Linked DNA regions of Mus musculus: region 1 is linked to region 2. Evidence: chromatin loops called from intact Hi-C (ENCODE). Cell type or tissue: heart. All regions are shown on one strand. Links, peaks and the distances in the headings refer to the core of each region. The heading gives the core; the rest is flanking DNA. Region 1 overlaps Gm50595. Region 2 has its middle 13 kb from the start of Ttc30a2.

Evidence for each region. A loop is a pair of places that touch in the nucleus more often than their neighbours do. Peaks named below come from ENCODE experiments on the same cell type or tissue, not always from the same donor. Only the 100,000 strongest peaks of a DNase experiment are listed, where the experiment ranks them.
Region 1: it touches region 2 in a loop (6-fold over the local background); 32 of 42 quality-filtered maps call a loop at or near these places.

Annotation. Positions count from the first base shown.
Region 1 is chr2:75,601,577-75,604,492 of GRCm38, forward strand. The region is part of intron 2 of Gm50595; the gene reads right to left. Among named protein-coding and RNA genes, the nearest start is that of Gm39853, 10 kb to the right of the region's middle. In heart, for the core only: a CTCF peak has its summit at 1,759 (motif pointing left); no DNase peak of the experiment used is centred there; H3K4me3 peaks cover 725 bases; H3K27ac peaks cover 509 bases.
Region 2 is chr2:75,963,930-75,966,845 of GRCm38, forward strand. No RefSeq gene overlaps it. Among named protein-coding and RNA genes, the nearest start is that of Ttc30a2, 13 kb to the right of the region's middle. In heart, for the core only: CTCF peaks have their summits at 717 and 1,322; DNase peaks (open chromatin) are centred at 762 and 1,212; H3K4me3 peaks cover 825 bases; H3K27ac peaks cover 950 bases.

The sequences.
Region 1 (2,916 bases), core at 329-2,828, 360 kb before region 2:
CAAACCTGAGTTGTCAGGCTGGGTGGCAGGTGCTGTCACCCCCCAGAGCCATCATTGGCCCTTATACCCACCCCTTTTTTTTTTCATTTATAAGAGTACACTGGGGCTGGTGAGAGGGCTCATCGGTTAAGAGCACTGACTGCTCTTCCGAAGGTCCTGAGTTCAAATCCCACAACCACAGGGTGGCTCACAACCATCCGTAATGAGAGCTGACACCCTCTTCTGGAGTGTCTGAAGACAGCTCTAGTGTACTTACATATAATAAATAAATAAATCTTAAAAAAAAAAAAAAAGAGAGTACACTGTAGCTGTCTTCAGACACCCCAGAAGAGGGCACCATATCACATTACAGATGGCTGTGAGCCACCATGTGGTTGCTGGGAATTGAACTCAGGACCTCTGGAAGAGCAGTCAGTGATCTTACCAGCAGAGCTATCTCTCCAGCCCTACTCTTAATGTCTAATTGTGTTTTTAGAGCCAACCAATACTCAACACCCTTGCCAATGTAGAGCTGATGCTTGGTTTTGGGCTGTTTCTAATGAAACCCAAAAATCATTGCATAGAAATTGTGTAGATTTACAAAATAGTTCTTACCATAGTCGTGGATCACACAGTGAAGTGACTGTTGTACGGCTGCAAGCTGAGTCTTCAGTTTAAACCCTAAGCATCACTCCAGAGTTCCTGCCCCTCCAGGGGAGCCATCAGTGAGCCACAATATATAAAATGCCTGTCTGTGGACATCAAAATGGTTTACAAAGCAAAGAGTAGTTCAGACATCCTAAATTATCTTAAAGGAGGACAAAGCTACAGATCCATGGACCGGGAGCACAATATAAAAGCCCACCGGGCTTTAAATGTTCTCAACTGGAGCTGGAGAGATGGCTCAACAGTTAAGAGCACTGACCGCTCTTCCAAAGGTCCTGAGTTCAAATCCCAGTAACCACGTGGTGGCTCACAACTATCCATAATGAGATCTGATGCCCTCTTCTGGTGTGTCTGAAGACAGCTACAGTGTACTTACATATAATAAAACAAATCTTTTTTAAAAATGTTCTCAACTTTAAAATCTAAAACTGAAGTCTGACTCAGAAAACAGATTGCAGGACAGCCTCTCCTCACTTTCACCATCCCAAAAATGTCATCAAGTGATCCACTTGAATTTCTCTGTTGAGTGTGGGAGCTGAGGCTGGAGACACAGCCACTAAGAGCAATCACTACTCTCGCAGAGGACCAGGTTCAGTTTCTGACACCCAGGTGGTAGCTCACAAACATCCCTAACTCCAGTTTCAAGGTCCTGACCTCGGACACCAGACATGAACATAATAAAAACACATACATGCAGTCAAACGCTTATAAAATAAAAATCTAAAGAAAAAGAAAATATAAACTCGTTTTAAGCTGTGACTAGAGGTGACAGACAGCTACAAGATCGCATAAGGATTTTAGATGATTGCAATAAAGGCTCTCTTTTGCCTGTAGTACAAGACAAAAGAGAGAGATTCTTGCTGTCAAGTTCTTTCCTGTCACCCATTCACCCCCAACATCCTAGCACACCTCTAGTACTTAAATAAAAATGGACCCTATGTGACTTAAAACTGACGTTTAGTGAATGGTGATTGTCTGTGTTCTGCAATCTTTGTTACACATGTACACAGATTGTAAACATCTATGTTCTAATTGTAAGACCCCAACTATCATAATTATTCCAATCTAGTTTGAGAAACTGCAGGCCGTAAAACAGTATGCGCTCCCCCTGCTGTTCGTCTGAGAAACTTAACTAACATTTCCGGTTCCCCGGGCTGGATGCCCTGATTCCAATGATGGTTCGTAAACAAAGGCTAAAGAAAACAGAAATTAAAATCCCATAGCGTTAATAAAGTAGTGGGCAGACGAGGAAGAGGAGAAAGGAGGTTGCCAATGGCATGTCATGCGGGGAAGCACACTGCGTTCGCGGATGGTCTAGGTTAGCCCAGAATTAGGACGTTTCCCAGGTCGGCTATGGGGACATCGGCCTGGAGCTGTCACCTCTCTTGGCCTGAACCTGGCAGGGCGCACTGAGCAGAGGATTTGGAGAAACCGTAATGACATTGAACAGGAGGCTAGCTTAACATCTTGTCCAAGTGCCATCCCGAGCCTCCTCCGGATGGCTGTGTGGAGCGCTGTAGGCTAATGAGGGGGACCATCTGCAGCGCTTGGCTGGCATCTGCGCCCCCTCATCCTGCACCAATGCCTCCTAAAGGGATGCTCTACGGAGGGCTCCCAGCTCCCAACGCGGGGGGGGGGGGGGGGGAGAGCAGTGCAGCTTCGCAGTCGTGGCATCTGGAAGCCAAGCAAATATTTAACTCTGTTTCTGAATTTTAGTAGGCCTCACTGTCTGCAGACGAGCATGTCAGGGAGAAGGCGCAAGTCTGTTTATTTGTAAGTTTCTCTTTATGTCGTCACATTCAAGGCCTTGAATAAGAATGTTTATTTCTTTTATAAAAATTTTATAGACCATCTCACATGCAAGGATTGGAGCTGAGTGAACCGGTTATTTGCTGGCATCATTGTGTCAAACTCACAGACGGATCTCTAAAGAGGTTTTCTTTTTTAAATCAGAAAATTACTCAGACACATTTGCATCCTTTTAAATGTGTTCATTTGGAATATACAGTTAATTTCTGATCGCACGATTTCGGAAAGAAGAAATAACACTGCAATGATAAATCTTAAAATCTTTATGAGCAAATTTCAGATTATGATAGGATGCTATTTTGTAGCATTTGCTTGGCAGCATATGGGGAACTATATACGGATTATAGTAGGCATCAAAATATTTTAAAGCAACCACTAAACAGTCTTAAAGATATGCCTAATGATAAACTGAGCAGTTAAAATAAGGATGACACACTACAAAACTAATGTCAACTATCCTCC
Region 2 (2,916 bases), core at 255-2,754:
GCGATTACATGATGTCTGGGTTTCCCCGAGCCCAAATTCAATATCCTGGAGCTCGGGCAGTTTTGTTGCCTGGCTTCAGCGTGCGCCTGGGGTGGGGCCCTGGCAGGGATGGGTGCCCATTCAGCCTCTTAAAATCTTCGGCTGTGGATGTGAGCTTAACCCAGCTTCCTTCTTCCTATTCTCTTGAATTATGTTTACTGGCCACTGTTACTTTGTGTGCTTACATGGTGGGTGGGAGTGAGGAAGATAACTTTTGGAAGTTAGTGCTCTCCTACTTTGGGTATGGGCCTTGAACGCAGGTCTCTAGGCTTGCATGGACAGCCGTTCCCTTGCTGAGCGACCTCACCAGCCCTACAGGGTGCATGACGTAATCAGCTCCCTCAAGTTCCTGCTGCTGTGAGTTCTCTGTCATGATAAAATGTAACCTCCAACCAGGAGCCAAAATAAACTCTTAAAGAAAAAAGAGAAAGAAAGAAAGAGAAAAGAAAAGAAAAGAAAAGAAAGAGAAGACAAACTCACATGTGTTCATTTTCACAGTCTCTGACTCCGCCTAGATTGTCCTTGTCATCGCAGTGTTCATGATGGAGCGATACATTTATGTTTTGCTACTGCTGAGCTGTAATCTGTTCCGAACTCATAAAGTGAAGGCAGAATAAAGCAAGAGGCCCTAGGACTGACCGCAAGGAGCCGGTGAAATCACCACCGTTTTCATGTGACGAGCGCCACACACTGGGCAGCGAGAGCTAATCTTTTGCTCTGCTTTTATTTCTGGGAAAGGGGACCCGTGGCATGGAGATGACCTCTCGAAAGTTGTGCGCGGCTCCCAGGGCATAGTAACCAGGCTGCCAGTGCCATTTCCACCCAGACAAGCACATTCCCATCTTCATGTTAGTAACATGACAGAGTTTTCAGATTTCCCGTTCATTTGTGGAAGGTGGGAGCTGGAACCCATGCTCTTTAAGATCCAGCTTTCCAAATTCGAGCACAGGATGCATGCAGATGGGTGCTGCCTAGTCAGCCCACAGCTGCCACATAGATTTAAAAAAAAAAGTGTTGCGCATCGGACTTTTGCTGTTTTATCCAGACATTTACCATAGCCAACCAGAGCACTGAGAAAGCTGAATGCTGAATTTCACACTCACTTGTGACTACCCCGCCCTCTGTCAGACTGACTCTGCAGCTTGCTACTGCATTCATTTCAAAGCTACTCAGAGAGAGGACGGCTAGGGCATCTGCCAAACAAGCAGATGATTCTGTTCCCTCTAGCAAAGGTTCTTTCAAGCCTTTCCCATGAGTTTTGAAGCCTTGAGGCCCCCTCTACTGGTGGAACTTGTAATCCATCAAATAGTTCGATTTGGTGAGCTGGGTAAAGAGGACTCCCAACCCTCAAACCAAATCAAACCAAACTAAACCAAAAAACAAACCACTCACATCAGATCAGCAAAGACTAGAATCGTAACAAAATGTGAACATTTCCCCTCCCACCCCCCACCAACTTTCAAGTTTGTAGACGAGAAATAGAAGTCTAGAAGGTTTCAAACCATTCTCTCATAAATCTGGTGGGGGACACTCAAGGACATTCGGCGGTTGCTGGCTGGCAAAGTGTGGAGTTATTTCTCTGGAGACAGAAGTCCTTGACACTTGCAAGAAATTCTGTGTTCTGTTCACCTAAACCAAGGATTCCTAAACTCTAACCACTCAGGCATCTCTGAGGTGCTCTTGTCAAAGCCAAGGGCAGCATGTGTTACGACTTACGAATTCTCTTCCACAAAGCCACCAATGAGATTCCCTCGGTGTTACTGTGTGTATCACACTTTAGATAGAGCTGAGGCAAGAGACCTCACGCTTGTGTTTATGGCTACAACAGTCATTATTACATCCTTTCTTTTATTCTTAGTGTTGTTGTTGTTGATGATGATGATGGGGCGTGTGCGAGCACATCTATGTGCATGTGTGTGCGACTGTGTATACAGCTTTCCAGAGTCAGCTTACTACTTCCACTGTGGGCCCTGTGTGTTGAACTCAGGCTGTCAGGGTGCTTTTGCCCCACTGAGCCATCTCACGGCCCACACCCTTAAAGGGGCAGCTGTCTCTTGTTTGTGTACCTGCAATTTCTGGTGTTCTTCTCTCTTTTCTACAAGTCACTCTTCATTCTATCCCCACATCCCTTTGCTTTAATCTTCATATTTTCTTTACACCCATGTGCTCAGGAAAACTCTCCCTGGGCACTATGTCTCAGTTTAGACTCAGCTCTGGGAAACCGCATTGAAGTCAAGGCACATTGGATGAATAAAAAGTCCTCTGTATTCCCGTCTTTCTCTGGAACTTGAAGTGAGAGTTTTTGTTTTTGTTGTTTTGTTTTGTTTTTGTTTTCCAATTTCACCCTTAGAGTCTGCTTTCTCTGAGGAATTGACACGTGAAAATGAAAGCTTAAAAAAAAAAACAAAAAAACAAAATCAATCCAAATGTTTAATTCATTATCCCTTGAGGAGCAGGGTAGAGGTGCCCTGATGGCAGCCATACCTGTGGGAGATGTGGTGATGAGAGAAAAGCTGTGTTTATGAAGTCTTTTTTCATGTTCAACATTCCTGGGAAACTAACACAAACTTCATTTCTCCAGTAATAAAGGTGACCATTGTTCTTCTCCTGCTGGGTGCATACACTCAGTTTTCAGTTAGTTCTGACCTGCAGCAGGTTACCACTGTGAAACCCCAGCTATTAACAGCTGAGTATGTGTTTAAAGCTGCCCCACAGAAGGCTGGTGTGGAAACCTCTCATCGTGATGTGTGCTCCCTGCTTCACCCATTGTGTCGTTTCTGTGGACTCTCAGTGAGTCCTTGGGGTTCCCTTGTAAAAATTAAGAGAACAAAACAAAGCAAAAATATTTTATGGTCATAAGAGCTCAGAAATATTTGC